2 separate regions of the Homo sapiens genome follow, and region 1 is linked to region 2. A link is a loop called in an ENCODE intact Hi-C map of the cell type or tissue named here. Cell type or tissue: Caco-2. All regions are shown on one strand. Each heading gives the region's core, and the rest is flanking DNA. Links, peaks and the distances in the headings are about the cores only.

What was found. A loop is a pair of places that touch in the nucleus more often than their neighbours do. Peaks named below come from ENCODE experiments on the same cell type or tissue, not always from the same donor. Only the 100,000 strongest peaks of a DNase experiment are listed, where the experiment ranks them.
Region 1: a loop joins it to region 2, with 14 times the contacts of the local background. A loop is called at or near these places in 5 of 110 quality-filtered maps.

Annotation. Positions count from the first base shown.
Region 1 is chr7:110,199,773-110,208,964 of GRCh38, forward strand. No RefSeq gene overlaps it. Among named protein-coding and RNA genes, the nearest start is that of LRRN3, 890 kb to the right of the region's middle. In Caco-2, for the core only: no CTCF peak of the experiment used is centred there; a DNase peak (open chromatin) is centred at 4,969.
Region 2 is chr7:109,839,266-109,848,457 of GRCh38, forward strand. It overlaps the pseudogene LOC100128056. Among named protein-coding and RNA genes, the nearest start is that of LINC02903, 960 kb to the left of the region's middle. In Caco-2, for the core only: a CTCF peak has its summit at 5,299 (motif pointing right); no DNase peak of the experiment used is centred there.

The DNA.
Region 1 (9,192 bases), core at 608-8,607, 360 kb after region 2:
GTGATCCACCCACCGCAGCCTCCCAAAGTGCTGGGATTACAGGCATGCGCCACCATGCCTGGCCACTGTGCAGGAACTTTTTAACTTTATGTGATCTCATTTGTTCATCTTTGCCTTGGTTGCGTATGCTTGTGGGGTATTTATTTACTAAAGAAATCTTTTCCAATCCAATGTCCTGGAGAGTTTCTCCAAGGTTTTCTGCTAGTAGTTTCATAGTTTGAGGTCTTAGATTTAAGTCTTTAATCCATTTTAACTTGATTTTTGTATGTGGCCAGAGATGGGGGTCTAGTTTCATTTTGCTGTGAATTTGGCTTGCTAGTATTTTGTTGAGAATTTTTCCATCAATAACAATCAGGGATTTTTGCCTGGAGTTTTCTTTTTTTTAATGTGTCATTCTCTGGCTTTGGTATCGAGATAACACTGGATTTGTAGAATGCATTTGGAAGTATTCCTTCCTCCTCTATTTTTTGGAATAGTTTGAGTAGTATTTGATATTAGTTTTTCTTCAAATGTTTCATAGAATTTAGCAGTGAAGCCATTGGGTTCCAGGCTTTTCTTTCTTGGAGGCTTTTAATTATGGCTTCAATTTTGGTGCTTGTTTTTAGTCTATCCAGGTTTTGGAGTTCTTCACGGTTCAATAATGGTAGGTTTTACGTGTCTATGAATTCATTCATTTCTTCTAGATTTTCCAATTTATGGGCATATAGTTGCTCATAAAAGCCAGTACTGATCATGTGAATTTCTGTGGTATCAGTTTTGATGTCTCCTTTTTCATATCTGATTTTATTGATTTGGGTCTTCTCTTTTTTTTTTCTTAGTCTGGCTAAATGTTGTCAATTTTGTCTATCTTTTCTAAAAACCAACTTTCATTTTGTGGATCTTTTGTATTGTTTTCTTTTCAGTTTCATCTAATTTTGCTCTAATATTTATTATTTCCTTTCTTCTACTAATTTTGGGTTTGGTTTGCTCTTGTTTTCTAGTTCTTTAAGAGGCATCCTTAAGTTATTTATTTCAAAATTTTCTTCTTCTTTGATGTAGCCCCTTATACCTATAAACTTCCCTCTTAGTACTGCATTCACTGTATCTCATAGGTTTTGATATGTTGTGTTTCCATTATTATTTGTTTCAAGAAATTTTTCAATTTACTTCTTAATTTCTCCATTCACTCACTATTCATTCAGGAGCATATTGTTTAACTTCAATGTATTTGTATAGTTTCCAAAATTCCTCTTCTTATTAATTTGTAGTTTTATTCCATTGTGGTCAGAGAAGGCGCTTGATATTACATCAATTTTGGGGACCTTTTAAGGCTTGTTTTTTGCTTTAACATATGGTCTATGCTTGAGAATGATCCATGTGCTAAGGAGAAGAATATGTATTCTGAAGCTATCGGAAAAAATGTTCTGTAACTATCTATTAGGTGCATTTGGTCTACAGCGCAGATTAAGTCTGATGTTTCTTTGTTCATTTTCTCTCTGGAAGATCTGTCCAATGGTGAAAATGAAGTGCTGAAGTCTCTAGCTACTATTGTACTGTAGTCTATCTCTCTCTTTAATAATATTTGCTTTATATATCAGTGTGCTCCAGTGTTGGATGCATAAATATATTTAAAATTATTATATCTTCTTGCTGAATTGATTCCTTTATCATTATATAGTGATCTTCTTTGTCTCTAATTATAGTTTTTGTCTTGAAATCTATTTTGTTTGATATAAGTATAGTGAATCCTGCTTTTTTTTTTTTTTTAGTTCCCACTACCATGATATATCTTTTTCCATGCCATTATTTTCAGTCTATGTGTGTCTTTATACATGAAGTATGCTTCTTGTAGGCAACAGATCATTAGGTGTGGTTTTTTAATCCATTCAGCTACTCTTTTTATTGAAGATTTTAGTCAATTTGCATTTCATGTTATTATTGATAAGTAAGTACTTATTCCTGTTATTTTGTTTATCGTTTTCTGGTAGGTTTGTGGTCTTCTCTTCCTGCTTTCCTTTTTCCTGTCTTTTGTTTTTTGTTTTTTTAGTGATGGTAATTTTCTCTGGTGGTATAATTTCTTGCTTTTTATATTTTGTGTATCCATTGTACATTTTTTGATTTGAGGTTACCATGAGACTTGCAAATGCTATCTTTTAGCCCACTATTTTAAACTCATGATGATTTGACACTGATTGCATAAACAAAGAAACAAGAAAAAAGTAATAGAAACTCAACACTTTAGCTTTGTCCCCTTTTTAACATTTTATCATTTCTGTTTATATCTTGTTCTGTGTATGTCTTGAAAAGCTGTATCTATTATCATCAGTTAATCTTTTAGTGTTTCTACTTATAATAAAAGTAGTTTACACACCACAATTACAGTGTTATAATGTTCTGTGTTTTTCTGTGTACTTACTATTACCAGTGAGTTTTGTATCTTCAGCTGATTTATTGCTCATTAATGTCCTCTTCTTTGTGACTGAAGAACTTCCTTTAAAGCATTTCTCGTAGGACAGATCTGGTTGAGGAAATTTCTTAGCTTTTGTTTCTCTGGAAAGTCTTTATTTCTCCTTCATGTTTAAATGATATTTTCACTGGATATACTCTTCTAGGGTAAAAGTTTTTTCCTTCAGTACTTTAAACATGTCATGCCACTCTCACCTAGCCTGTAAGATTTCCACTGCAAAGTCTGCTGCCAGACGTACTATAGCTCTATTGTATGATATTGGTTGCTTTTCTCTTGCCACTTTTAGAAGCATTTATTTTTCATTGATCTTTGAAAGTTTGATAATTAAATGCTTTGATGTAGTCTTTTGTGGGTTAAATCTGTTTGGTGTTCTATAACCTTTTCTACTTGAATATCAATATATTTCCTCAGGTTTGGGAAGTCCTCTGTGATTATCCCTTTGAATGAGATTTCTCCCCTTATCTTTTTCTCTATTTCCACTTTAAACCAATTGCTCTTAGATTTGTCCTTTTGAGGCGATTTCCTAGATCTCGTAGGTGTGCTTCATTCTTTTCTATTTCTTTGTGTTCTCTGACTGTATTTTCAAATAGTTTGTCTTCAAGCTCACTAATTCTTTCTGCTTGATAAATTCTGAATTAAGAGACTCTCATCCATTCTTACATATGTCAATTGCATTTTTAAATGCCAGAATTTCTGCTTGATTCTTCATTATTTCAATCTCCTTGTTAAATTTATCTAACAGAATTCTGAATTTCTTCTCTGTGTTATCTTGAGTTTGCTCAACACAGCTATTTTGAATTCTTGTCTAAAAGCACACATATTTCTGTTTCTCCAGGATTGTTTCCTGATTCCTTATTTATTTCATTTAGAGAGGTCATATTTTCCTGGATGGTCTTGATGTTTGTGGATGTTTGTCAGTGCCTGGGCATTAAAGAGCAGGTATTTATTTTAGTCCTTACAACCTGGGCTGGTTTGTACCCATCCTTAATGAGAAGACTTTCTAGGTATTTGAAGGAACTTGAGTTTTGTGATCTAAGTTGTATCTTCTTAAGGGGGTACCCCAAGCCTAGTAATGCTGTGGTTCTTGCAGACTAAAAGATATACTGCTTTAGTGGTCTTAGATAAGATCCAGAATAAGTCCTTGGATTACCAGGCAGAGATTTCAGTTCTCTTACTTTTCCCCAATGAATGGAGTTTCTCTCTTTGCAGTGATCCAAGCACCCCTGTGGCCACCAGCACTGGAACTGCACTGCCTTAGACATGAAACATAGCACTGGGTCTCACTTAAGGCCCACTGTAATAACTTTGTGGCTACCACCTATGTTCACTCAAGGTCCTAGCGCTCTACAATCAGAAGGTGGCAAAGCCAGCCATGCTTGTGTTCTTCCCTTCAGGATGGTGCATTTCCCTAGGCCCTGGGTCCAGAAGTGCGGTCTGGGAGCCAGAGACTAGAGTCAAAACACATAAAAATCTACTTGGTACTCCATACTACTGTGGCTAACCTGGCACTCCAACCAAAAGACAAAATCCTTCCCACTCTTTCCTCCCCTTTCCACAGAGGAGACTCACCCCATTTTACTCCTACCACAGACCCATGGGGAGTGCTGCACAGCTACTGCCACTGTTCACTTAAGACCCAAGGGCTCTTCAGTCAGCTTGTGGTGAATGCTGTCAGGCCTGAGACTCACCCTTCAGTGCAGTAGGCTCCCCTCAGGCCCAAGGCAGGTTCAGAAATGCCATCCAAGAGCTAAAGCCTCGAATCAGGGAACCTAAGAGCTCACTTGGTGCTCTACCTCTCTATGGCTGAGGTGCAAAACAAAGTCCCCTTTACTTTCCCCTCTGCTTTTCTCAAGTGGAAGGGGTCTTGCTTTGTAGCCACCACAACTAGGAATGTGATGAGTCTCACCTAAAGCCAGCAAGTCTCAGAGTCTCACCCAAAATCCTTAATGTAGTATCTGGGTATCACTGCTGTTTATTCGGAGCCCAAGGATGCTTTAGTCAGAAGGTGATGCATCCTGACAGGAATGGGTCCTTTTATTCAAGGCAGTGAGTTCCCTTCTGGCCCAGGGTGTGTCTAGAAATGTCATTTAAGAGCTAGAGCCTGGAATGGTTAGCGTCATGACTGCCCAGTGACCAGTCCTACTGTGGCTGAACTGGTATCCAAGCTGCGAGACAAGCCCTATTTATTCTTCCCTCTTCTCTCAAGGAGAAGGCAGGAGGCATTTTCCTTGCTGTGAGCTATGTTTCCTGGGGTTGGAGAGCAGTGGCACAAGCACTGCCTTCCCTACTCAGCCAATGTCTCACTAGGTTGTTGTGTCCCCCAAGTCCAGTAGCTCTAAGCTCATCACAGCACTGGGACTTGCCTAGGAGTTGCAGCCCTTGTGGCCTAGACTACCTTTCAAGTTTATTTAGAACCCCAAAGCACGTAGGCCTCTGTGGCAAGCCTTGGAGAATCTCAAGCTCTGACCAGTAGGATGGGCAATTCCCTGCTGGCTAAGGCTGATATAAGCACTCCCTCTATGGGTGGATGTCAGCTGAGTTCGGCCTGATTTTGCTTTCCACAGTGGCAGGACAGCACTGAGTTTCTACACAAAGTCTCACAATCTCTTCACTTTCCCTCCCGCAAGTGCACGGACTGTCTCCATACCAGGCAACCCCTGAGGGGACAGGGGAGGGGTGACATCTGCAATTTAAGACTGTCTTTCCTACCCTCTTCAGTGAATCATTCAGCAATATGAAGTTAAAACTGCCTACTGTCATGCTCACCCGATTCTTTGGTCCTTATGAAGGTGCTTTTTATGTGTAGAGACTTGTTAAATTTGGTGTTGCTGTAGGGGTTATGTTGAGTGGAGACTTCTGTTTGGCCATCTTGCTCCAACCCTCTCAGTTCTTACATCTTCTTACCCTGATAGGTGAATGTTATCTCATCCATGTGCGGGACGGATGCTTGCGTTGCAGTGCTTTTCTTTCAGTAGTTAGCAGATGTTTTTACACTGTGCTTTTCTCTTCTAGCATTAAAGAGAAGAAATCCCATGAAAGTTTACATTTTTTTCTTTGTGTGTAACTTTTTGTTTGAGAACTCATAAAAATTTTCTCTTTTTTTTTTGAATCAGAAACTTCAGGACGATTTGCCTAAATGTGTCTTTTTCCATCAGTCCTTCCTGGAACTTAGTAAACCCTTTCAATTAACAAACTAAAATAATTCTGCAAACCAGAGAAAACTGCCTTTTTCATTTCTTCAATTATTATAGTACTCCATTTATTGATTATTCTTCTTCTAAATTTCTATTATCTAACACTTTCTTAAGTCTCTAATCTTTTTCTTTATAATTTCAGTGACTTTGTATTTTTGCTCTGAAATCTTGGCTGTTTCTTCCGTTAGATCTTACAGGCCATTATACTGATCCTGAATAGTAATTATTCTATCCTCATCTTTCAAGATAATTTATAAATGTATTGTCATGGAAAATTCCAAAGTTGTACATAAATTAAAAGAATCCTAATAACACACCCTTTTCCATGTACCATTCATTACCTGTCTTCAGCAACTACCAGCAAATGGCCAATTTGATGTCATTTTTGTGTCAACCTACTACCTTCTAAGCCAATTGGATTATCTTCCAAAACATCCCAGACCTTATATCCTGTCACACATAAGTATTTCAGAATCTAAGGTAGTCTTATCTAAGGTAGTCTTTTATGCCATCTTATGCCTTTATGTGTCCAATTATTTTCTGTTAAAGTTCCTCATTTCTCCTCCATATTTTCCATTTTAACAAAAGCCAACTCTTCTGTGGGCTTTTTTTTCTTTGTATACACATGGTTCCAGTCACCCTGAGGTCAAGCTGCTGCAATGCTTTACCTTGTAGATATTGGGTATATTTAGTATTCCTCTTATCTGCAAGCTAAGGAGACAAAAATAACAAAACTTCTTAATCTGCTTCCTTTCCTTTTTCTCCTTGTTTGACTTCCTACTCTCTGCCTCTGGAAGCTGGCAAACTGACAGCTCATAAATCGTCATTCTCTGAAACCAGGAAGAAGCCTCTTTTCTCTTTCTTCAGCTGCAAATCAGTGGTCTGCATGTCTCAGAGTAAAGATGGGTTAAAGCCAACTGTTTCTCTACTGTGTAAATCCTTGGGGTCTAAGGAGACTAGCAGGTCTTCCTCCCATGACCACTTATGCAAGATAGAGCTACCCTAACTCTTATGGGTCAGTGAATCTACACAGGCCCCAAGACCCACAGAGTTCTGAAGTTTGCCTCAGAGCTTCATTCCCAGATTTAGTTAGGCCTAGAAGAGAACTGAGTCCTGAGCTCTAGTCCTATCCCTTATCAAAACCAAAAAGCCAATTGTTCCCACATATCTGCCATTCCCCACCTGCCTGCTAGCATTGATAGCTGTGCTGGTGGACAGATCAAAATTCATATTGGAGGGAGATAAGGGTATGCATTTGCACCACCCTTTCTCCAGAATTCCTCTTGTCCTTTATTCATGGTAGTATTTCTCAAATTGCATGAAATCCTTTGGGAGTTTGAAACATAATAAATACCTTGTGCCTATGAATCTGAACTTAAACATATATGTCTTTTTGGCCCATCAGAATATAACAATAATAATATGTGTTTTATACTGGACAACATGGAAATGTCATTTTTTCCCTAGATACAAAGTTATCAAGTCTTCACTCTATGCCACTTTTCTAAGATAGAAACTTTATAAGAAACAGGATAGGCTGGGAGTGGTGGCTCATGCCTGTAATCCCAGCACTTTGGGAGGTGGAGGTAGGTAGATCATCTGAGGTCAGGAGTTTGAGACTAGCCTGGCCAACATGGTGAAACCCTGTGTCTACTTAAAACACAAAAATCAGCCAGGCGTACTGGAGCACACCTGTAATCCCAGCTACTCAGGAGGCTGAGACAAGAGAATTGCTTGAACCTGGGAGGCAGAGATTGCCATGAGCCAAGATCGGGCCAAGATCCAGCCTGGACAACAATAGCAAAACTCTTGTCAAAAAAAAAAAAAAAAAAAAGAAAGAAAGAAAGAAAGAAAAAGAAAAGAGACAGGTTAAAGTATAAAATAAACCTCAGTTTCTGGCCTGGCCTCTGATTCTAAGAATGCTCACAATGTCTAAAAGGAGGCTTTTCTATGACTGATCACCTGCATATGGACCCCACGGGAAGATGACTTAGTCCAACACTGGAAAGACTTGAGTATTTGAAAACTATAGTATCATGAAATTCTGCAATTTTAGCATTTGGAAGGGTCTTAAAGATCATCTAATCTCTCTCTCGCTCTCTCTCCCACACACACAAACTTCTACACAACTTCTATTTTCTCCTCTAGACTAACAGAATTAGAATAATGTGATTTTTATGAAAGTGACTTATCCAAATTACCCAAAGGTCATCAATATGTGTTTTATAATGGACAACATGGAAATGTCATTTTCCCTAGATATAAACTTATCCAACTTGGTTTTCTGTTATGCTTGGTTAAAAATACATAATAAAATAACATTACATGTGTTTATATACACAAAGAAGTCCATCAAAAATATGTCTGGCAAAAATAAGTGTAATATATAAGGGAGGTAAATGTATGCTATAAGGAAAAAAAAACCCATAAAACTCATGTAGGCATTTTTTTAGTGTAAAAGAAAATAAATGGATGACACTATCTACTTGATAATATTTGAAACTGAAGTACCTAAATAAGCCGTAGAAAATCTGTATCTACTCACTTGAATTGCTATAATGCAATTTCTCAGAGGATTTATATTAGAATCAGATTGACCTTTATACCAATCAGAATATAATAGGTATGGGGAAACTACATTGAACCACACATTTCATTTTTGACTTTGCCAAAAATATGAAATCCATATTGTTTTTAAATAATAGAATTAAATGCATGTGAAATCACAACAAAATCTTAAAGAAAAAAAATTTTATCCTTAGCAAGACATATGTATTAAACTGAATGAACTACAAGGCACAGAAAGAACCATCCATTAAGTCAGGAAGATACAGTGGGTTCTTTCGGAAACAGAATTATGGCTGGGGAATCTGTGTGTGTGTGATAGGCATCTAACATTAGCCATTATTCTGTCATATCTACTTCATCAGTGAGTAAGAAATCTCATAATGTTGAATGAAATTGATCGCTGTTGTTCCTAGGATTCTGTATCAAAACTCTGATATGATATTCTTGCCAAACTACAAATCATCTCTTCAATGCCTCTTTCACAATGCAGTGTGGTGTATCTTCCAGGTTCTTTCAATGAACCAATCTGATGAATGCAAAATTGTAATCTGAAAATATAAAAACTATCTATACTAAGGTATACAGTTTTTAGAAGTAATAAAATATTTTATATCAAGTATATTACTTTTATGTGTTTGATAGGTAAGGGTTAAATATGGATATTAGTTTGTCAAATAATAATAAAATAAAATAGGTTCTCTCGTGTTAAATGCATTTTTAGGTTTCTAAGGACCCTTTAATATTAATGAAACATCGTCATCAAAAGATACATATTAATAGTTGAAATCATTTAATTTTTTTCTAATATTGCAAATAGACACTATGTCCCTTAAAAAACACATAAAACTTGGCTGGAAAAATATTGAAAACCAAAAAAAAATGCATGCCATTCCTACACATCCTATGAGGCACAGTTATTTTATCCCATAATCCATTACAACTGTACCAGTCTTTAAGACCATGGACAACCAGTGTTTAAGACCA
Region 2 (9,192 bases), core at 695-8,694:
TCACTCCCATCAGAACCCTGCCTGCCCACCTGCAAATCCCCTACAGCAATGCCATTCCCACTTGCCCCAGAGAAGCTACTCAGCCAAACGTAGCCAGGGTCCATTCATGTGGACCAGAGCCCGCCTAGTCATTATTTGCTGTTGGGTTTCCAGTTTCACCGTGTGTTAGGGCGAGGGATGATTGTAAATTTGCTCCTCAAAGGAATCAGGCCAGACTCAATTTTGGAGGGCAAGACAGGGAGGTGGCCACTTTATCCCAGACTCTGTTCTAGGGCTTCCCACCATCAGCCCCTCCCACTTGAGACTGGTCTTTGGGAGGCAATAGGCCACCATGCCTGGTCAGCACGAATTCAAGCCATGCCAGGAATCTGCCTACCTGCCAGGTTCTGTTCTTTTAAGGTGCCTCTTCAGGGACACAGTGTGTCTCTCTGATTGGGCTTCTAAATCAAACCCTGATGTTCGTGTCCCTCTCATAGGGGGAGCTTTGGACACAGAACCAGTTTGGAAAAGGGTCAGGTAAGGGTTTCCACTCTGCACATTGTAGAGGGGACACTCTGTAGGCCCATGGGTCCCTTACTAGAGAGGTTGAGTGAATTTGCCTTCAGTTAACCTGGGACCTTCTGTTTAGCTTTCTCCTGCCTCCCAAAGATTTTAAGCATTTTGTAAATGTATAAACTCACCTCTGGTAACAGTGGTCCAGATGCTGCTTCGTGATAAAAGCATGGGAAATGTAAAGGCAGTCTTTCCCTGGGAAATGGATGCTATTCTACTCTGCTGCCCCTACCTGTTCCTGAGGCCTCATTTAGAAAGAAAATCCCCTCAGAAGGCTGTCTGGCACCCAGTGTCCTAGCCAGACCAAGTATATGAGAAAGGTAAGTCCATTTTCCCCTTCAGGTCTTCAGTGGATTACTTAACCACTGCTGTCCCTCGGTCCCTTTTTCCTAAACAGGGGTTTTGTTCCGTCTTTTTCTCCTTTTTTCTAAATGTCGGTAAATATCTACAGTCAGCCAGGGAAGAGGAGGCCAGAGGTCGGGCCAGCCGCCCCATTCTTTTAACATTGTAGGGCCTGCCCCTGGAGCGGACCCTCCTCTTTGGGCCTTGTGAGCTTTTTTGCTTATCATGTTCCATTTTGTGCCGCTTTCCCCCTTCAAGAGGCCATTTGGAGGGTAGGGGATCTGCTTCCCACTGTGACTGGGCTATGGGATTCTGACTACCTTGCTTACAGATTCATAGTTTGATAAATTTGTTGTATTCAAAAACTTGAAATGCAGGACGCCATTAAGTGTCTGTTTATATTTTTGGAATATTTGTATTACTTACAATTGATTAATAAAAGGGTGTTTAAAAAAAAACTAAAGGGTCAAAAAGGAAATCACAAACGAAATTTGAAAATATTTAGAGAATAAAAATAATAACATACCAAAACTTAGATGATCCAGTGAACATAGTGCTCACAAGGAAATGTATAGCAGTAAATGCATACATTAAAAAAGATAAAATATTTCTACCAAATAGCCTAGCTTTACTTCTTAAGGAATTAGTAAAAGACAAGCAAATTAAAACTACCAGAAGGAAGGAAATAGTAAAGAATAGAGTGAAGATAAATGAAAAAGAATAGAAAAACAATAGAATCAATGAAACCAAAAGATGTTTCTTTAAAAAGATCAATAATATTGACAAAACTTTACCTAGTTTGACAAAGAGAGAGACAGAGAGAAATAAGACACACAAAATCATTAATGTTCTAGGTTACATTTTTATAGGTGACAGACATATGAAAAGAAATATAAGGAAGAACTCATCCTAGTTTATGTTTTGTTCTATCATTCTACTTTATTTATTATCTCAAGCTTTGATATTTAGCAATCATACTTTAAAGACTTTAAAGTGTTTCTGAAATGTTAATGAAAATGTGCCCATTTAAAGAAGAAATTAATATTCCTTTTTTACTTTATTTATATATATAAAAGGAAAAGCACATATAATACAAATGCTTACACAACTTACCACAATGTTGTTTCAATCATGTGAAATCTTCTGGTTTCTTCTGTAAGATTTAACGAATGAACATCTATAAGAGGAGTTTACAAAGTACCCCAGTTCTTATTCTGACTGAGTTTCTTTCCTCCTTTTTATTATATATGCTACAAGGGTGCAAAACTTAAGTCAGGAAAATAGCTTACCTGTTGACAAGGAATCAGCAGGCTTGAATCTATTAATTCTTTAAGAGTCATTCATACATGTTTCCATTTTTTGTGTGTGGTTGATGGTGACACACTCAACAAAGTCTACCAATTAAAAGCAGCTGAAAAAGAAATGGAAGAACAATGTGGGTTCTTCCCTATAATAATTTACCTTTATTTATTCTCTATTCAAAATCTTGTTTACATAGTCTTGTTTAAATAATTTAAAGTACATATATTCTGAGCAAAATTAGAAATTAAATTACTATTCTTAGGGTCCAGGACAAGTTTGACAAATATGATGACAATGTGTTTAGAAAAAAATAATCCCCAGAACTCAATATCTAAAAGATTAATTATAAAACTTATCAAATGTTTATTTGATATTCTTTATTCAACTATCTGCAGCTTTTTCATTACAGAAGAATCAATATTATTCTTTAACATTTTCAAAATATTGTAAACATTTATTGAATAATTATGTTCTAAGATGTTTTTGTGTTATAGTTATGGTTTCTACTAGTTAAAATCAGATTCATTTTTCAAAATGCAGATAATGTAAATTTTTCATGACTTGAAATAGTTATCATTGTATTTATGGGACATACAATATAGAGAGTAGATGTACAACATTGTGCACTGTCAGTGCTATCAAAAGGTATGATTTAATGTGGGAATTGCTACCCATGTTTTAAATCTCAAAGTAGGAATTTTTAACTGAACAACCCTAATAATCCCAAATATTCTAAAGCTCTATAATCTCTAAAGCCCTGTTGAATTAATTCTTTCTTGTACCTGAATGATTTCTCAGAGTAAGAAGTTCAAATTATGGTGTGTAAAGTAGGGCTTCTATTATTTGTCTTAAAAAATCTCTACTTAGGCAGTTGCAAAGAGTCTGAAAAATGGCTGATTTCAATTTGAGTTGTGAGATCTCTCAAGATCTTGTTTCACCCAATGTACAGTAAGAATATTATCTGTCTTCCAGAATTGGTCAGAAAGGAAAGTAAGATAAAGAATATTAAAGTGCTTTGTATGCTATAATGCACTCTTGCCCGTGGACATCATGCTTAAGGGAGATTCTGAAATTTGGTGCACAAGTTGCTCTTTGTGATTTTATAGGAATGAATCACATGGCTTTCAGCCTTCGTATTTCCTAACTGAGAAGCTCTGCTTTTTTAGATCGCCCTTTCAGAAATTTCAGTCAAACCAAGATTTATTAGTGCTCACTATCTGCTGTGCACTTCACTGGCGGTTTATAATGCAGAGAGGAAGATAGCAGGATTTCTTCTTTACTTCCTTTCTAACCTTTTTGTCACTTATTCAGTGCTTCTAAAATTGGTCAACCAAAATTCCACTCTTGGGTGAAGATTGTGAATGTGAGCCTGAGGGAGAAACACTGGGAGAAAGCATGACCCAGTTTGAGGAGAGCATAAATAGTCCATCTCTCATCATCCTTCAAAAGAGCAATGAATATAACTGCCCACATTATTTTAAATGTGATTGTCCATTTTAAGAAAAGGTTTCTTTTTTTGTAAATATTTTGTCCAATAGTCTTCCTTCAGGCTTTTCCATATTATTGTATCTTTCTTTTTTTGCTTCCGGAAATAGAATGAACAAAATTCAGCTCAAATTAATTAGCTTTCTACTTTTACCTGTTAGCCTAGACAAGTTAATAAACTAACATACTAATAGGAAAGCACAGGAAATAAAAATGTCAGTAAATAAAAATTGAGTGGATAGAATTTTTTTTTTCAGGATATGAGTACAGCACTATAACTCCCCACATCTCACATCCATTCCAAGAGAAACTGTTTTCACTATTTACCTCCTAGCATTTTATTGCCTTTTTGCCTACATAGACGTGCTGGCAAGACATCATCCTCTGTAGTAACCAAAAAGATCTGTCTATCCTCTTACGAATATAGTGAAACTAAAAATGGTGTATGGATCAGACATCGATTCCACATGTCTGCATTTATAACTGTATAGAATCTCACCAGCAATGCAGACTTTATGATCATGCATACTTGAAGACTGTTATAAGTAAATGATTATTTTATCTTCTACTGAAAAGCTTAGATGATCTCACATTTTGAATAGTGGTTTGAAAAGAAGATGATCTAACTCAACTGGAAATCCACATTAGTGGTGAACTACTGTCTCATAATTTACCACAAGCACTAAGAATATGCTATGTATATGAAAGCACTGGCTAGAACACTTCCCATTTTGCAGTTCCTGAAGTTATTTTAGCTCAGTTGAGGAAGAGCCGAATCTCTGTAGCATGGCTCTGCCACATAGATTCTCCCAGGGGTTTGTTCCAACCCTTTACATTCTCTTACACTTCAGAGGTATGAGCAGAGAAACAGACTGGGAAATAAAAGTAAATATTAAATTTAACATCCTATCTGTGACTAGATAAATAAATCTATCCAAATAATGAGTTAGTTAAGAACTTTGTTGTCTCAACACCTATATTTGCTCATTAAAATTGTTAACAAACCCCACCAGGGTAAAAATACAACAGAAGGAAAACACGCAACTTCATGGAATGCTCACACTTTTTGTTTCCTTTTTTTATTTGTATTTGTTGCCTTGACATCCAACTTTAAATTGCTGAAGCCATTCTTCCCTAGGCAAAATCATTTTTAAAAGAAGAAGATGACTATAAAATCAGTAACTCCAAATTGAATGAGTAGTTTGATAGTACAAGTCAAGATTGCAAACACCAAATGCACCATTTGAAATAGAATAAATTTAGGTCATATCATTCTTTTCCTCTCCCATTTCCAAGGACAAGTCACTAGCTCCTGAACCTGTGCAAAGAGTTTACTCATTTACTTTACCCAGACTAAAATAAATCAAGGAAGGATACAGCTGCAAGTAGATATGAAATGGAGATCACACACATTTTGATAGAAATCAATTTAACATTTACCAGGAACATGCTTTTCAATAATATATGACCTGATACAAAGCACCTTCATGTTATTAACAAACTTGGATATATTAGAGAAATTCAGTATTATTAAATACTCATTAACAAATCCTAATCTTTTCTTTGTCAGGAATTTTTACTGAAATCCCTCCTACCTGCCTAATCACCAGGTGGCAGTGTAGTAGCACTCATCCATATCTGTCTTTGAAAAACTTCAATAAAGTGGCATTACAATGAGATTTTCACATAGCATAGGTAGAAGTGTTTGGGTTTTGAAATTTTTTAAGTGTTACTCCCCCCCAGTATTAAAATAGCCTTGCATACATTTTCATAAGTTCCCTTTTGCTTTGAGTACTATGTAGATAGTTATTTTCTCCAATTTTTTAAACTAGAAAAACTGAATATATATATATAACCTCACGGTTCTCTGTTGTCTTAGTTTTAAATAGGAACCTTTTCTACATCATAATAAGAAGCACATTATGTATTTTTTTCAACCAGCTCTTTTCAACAATTGGATTACGGCTGGGTTTCCCAAAGCTTCAACAGAAGCATATGCCAGCAGACTACAAACCTCGAAGACAAGAATCCTGACATTTCATTTTTCCTTATCTAAACTTCTCCAGCTGTCATTATGCCATCTGAGACGAGTTTTCAGTCTACAGTTCTATTCACTCTATCAATTTCTTTGTATTTGCACAATGTTCATTCAGCACTTTAGCCAGGACAAAAGAACCAATTTCAACATTTGGTTTCAGATACCCAGGGTTTATTACGTGCTTAAAGTATGTCTGGATTCTTCTTTTTGCAGATGGAAATTCAAAGATCCAGGTCATGTAATCTGATCCAATGCCAACTAGTGAGTGTGGGACATAACTTCAAACCTGCAGCATCTATGTTTACTCTCTGTTGGAATTTAATGTCATATTATCCACAAATACTTCCTGCTGTATCAGAAATAAGGTATTTGGGAATGTCTCCTAAACCCTCTATATAATCTTTTCCAATATTAGAGTCAGTAGAAATCCTCTGTTTTTGAGCTGCAGGTGTTAATTGGGAGGTAGAAGAAAGTGACTTTTACTGCAAGAACTGGGATTAAACTGCAGTTACATTTCTTGAAAAGCTGACTACACAAAACCTGGCTAAAAACAACGACAACCTAAAGGAGACACTCTATGACCCGATGAATGGCTGGAAGTCTTAGCAGGCTGAATTAAAAAATACTTGGAATTTTATTTGGAAAACCTTCCTTCTGTAGTGAGTCCACCTCCATGTGCTTGATGCAGTTGACACTTACTACCCTGCAGAAGATTATTCAGCCTGTCAGCCAATCTAGAAAATAAAATAATCACAATCCATGTTTGGTGGTATAGTAACTATTAAGTTGATACGGGAACATTTTGCAAAACATGTTAAAATTAAGTTAAAATGAAAGTGGCTCGAAATTAGGATTGTAAGATTTTGCATTTCAATTCAGTTTCCACAGCAATGTTTGGTTGAACTAAAATTCTAAATATGTTAGGAATAAGCCTCTGCTGTACATCATTATGTTCAAAGTTCTCTGTAGCTCCATTTGTGAAAACAAGTGGATGAATAGGTATACATTTTAAAAATATATCTTTGGGATAAAAAGCCTTTTTGAGTTCTTGGTTTTCAGGATGTTCTTTCTGGTATTCTTAAAATAAATGCTTCTATAGTATTACAAAGATAATTTCATTAACCTGCTAAAATGGGAATGTATTTATAGCTACAAGGTGAAAAGTATTATTAATAATAATTTCAAGATGACAGATATTAAATAGTTCAATTATTATTGATAATAAGATTTTATATGAGTGTGTTTTTATTTTCTATTTTAGTTATAAGTAAATCATAATATTCTTCTAAAAATGGTCTTTATCAAAATTATTTTAAAATGTTTCATTAGATAATAAGCAATGCCATTACATGGATTTTTCTCTCACTTTTTAATATAAATTAACCAATCAGCATTTCTAGATATCTCATAATTTGATAACTAGAAAGGTCTTTGGAGATACCTCAGAATAAAATATTTATTATATAAATGAAGAAATTAAGACCCAGTGAGGTTAAGTGACATCTAAAAGGATACAAAAAATCAATGGCTAAATAGGGCCAGAACTCAAATCTCCTAAGTACAAATGCCTTCTGTATAAGTTTTCTCTCTCTCTCTTTTTTTTTTTTTTTGGTAACACCTTATGTTTAATTCCATTCATATTTTATATTTTATATGTATAATTTCTAGTGAACTCACTGCATATCACTGTGTAAAATTTAAGGCACACATTTTTCTTAATATTTTCTTAAGAAAATTTATCATTCTTGACCATTCCTGAGAGCAAAATAATTGACTAAGAATAACAAATGTTGAGACAAGCAAGCCTACGTTCAAATCCTAACCATGACTGTAACTAACTATGGACAAATTATTTAACTTCTCTGAGCTTTAATTACCTCACTTATATAATGGAAATATGACTTCATCCAGGCCTGTGGTAAAAATTAAATGAAATAACACATCTAGATGTCTGCATTTAGTTATAATAGTAGGAATAATAACAACAATTATTATTATTGTGAACATGTAATAAAGTTTCAGTTGACCTGTACTGGGTTAAAATGACACTATAATCTTTTTAACTTTTTCAAAACAAAAATTCTGATTGTAATCCAGTAGTTAGGTAGCTCTAACTTTCAGTTGACTTACATACAATCTATAGGCATACATTTCTTTAAGTGAAGATCTATAAATCATTATTTGCCCCATGAATTAAGAGAGAATGCTGCTGTTCAATACCTGAGACCAACAGAAGTTAAAAGAAGCTAAGAGTCACATAGCAAATCAGTGGTCGAGTTTGATCAAGAACTTCAATCTTTTTGCCTCTGATATAAATGGTTTTGATACTTCTCTATATCAGTGATTTTCAGCCTGTTCTTAGAGAAATCCTAGTAAGTTCTGAGGTATCCCAGGGACAGAGAATGGAGACCAAAAAGCTGCCAGATGATGGCTGAAATGACAAGATTCTGAGTGCCCTCTCTGCTTGTCAGCTAGACCAGCTCTTCTTTTATTGATCATTTGTATTAAGATCTTGCATAATATATATGGATTCTTCTATTTTACAAAAGTTTACCATACTTATTTTCTTGTAGTACTAACATTTGAAACATAAGCATAGAAAATTTTGATACTGAAACAGGCACTGGAAAGAAAGTTAGAACAAAAAAGAAGAACAAACTATTTATATGTTTAATGTTTAATTTATGATTAAACATAAATTTATTTTAAGAACTACCTTTCAATAACCTAACGATCTTAGCATAAATATAAATAAAATTATTCATATATGAAAATATGTCTTTCATAAACATAATGTGCTAGATATTTCTAACAGAAAAGAGAAGGCAATTTCTTACTAACTTGTAATGCTTGAGCTGACATTAGAAAGTCCTTTGAAAAGAATACAAGAGTTTAGGTATCAATAAAAAAAATCCACAATTGATTATGTCTTTGTAAATCACTGAGAAAACATTCTATATATTACAGCCTTACTATTCCAACAGAAAAAAGAGCAGAATTATATGTTCCATCAAGGGCATAAACATACTAACTTTGAAAAGATAATGTACATGGATAAATGGATGGATTGATAGATGGGTTAAAATATTCAAATTGACCAAATAAAGTGTATAAACTTCTTAATATAAGAGTTTTCATTATTTCATAAAAATGTTCTTGTTGGTGTTGTAGTCTTATCCAAAAGATGTCTTTGATTACTAAAACTATAAAATCCTATTACATCATATTTTTCTTTAGAAATATATGAGGGTCCTGAAGAGACAAACGTCAGTCTATCAGTTTATTATCAGTTTGGGTCTTAGTTTATTTTCATTTATATTAAACAATTCTGGAAAAAAATAAATTGTAAATTTGTGTGTTCAATTATAAGTGGGTAGTGTCATTGAGAAACAGTTTATCAAGAATACCCAAATATTCCAATATAATCTCAATTACTTCTCTACAAATTTGTTGTCATCTAAAGGATGTCAGAA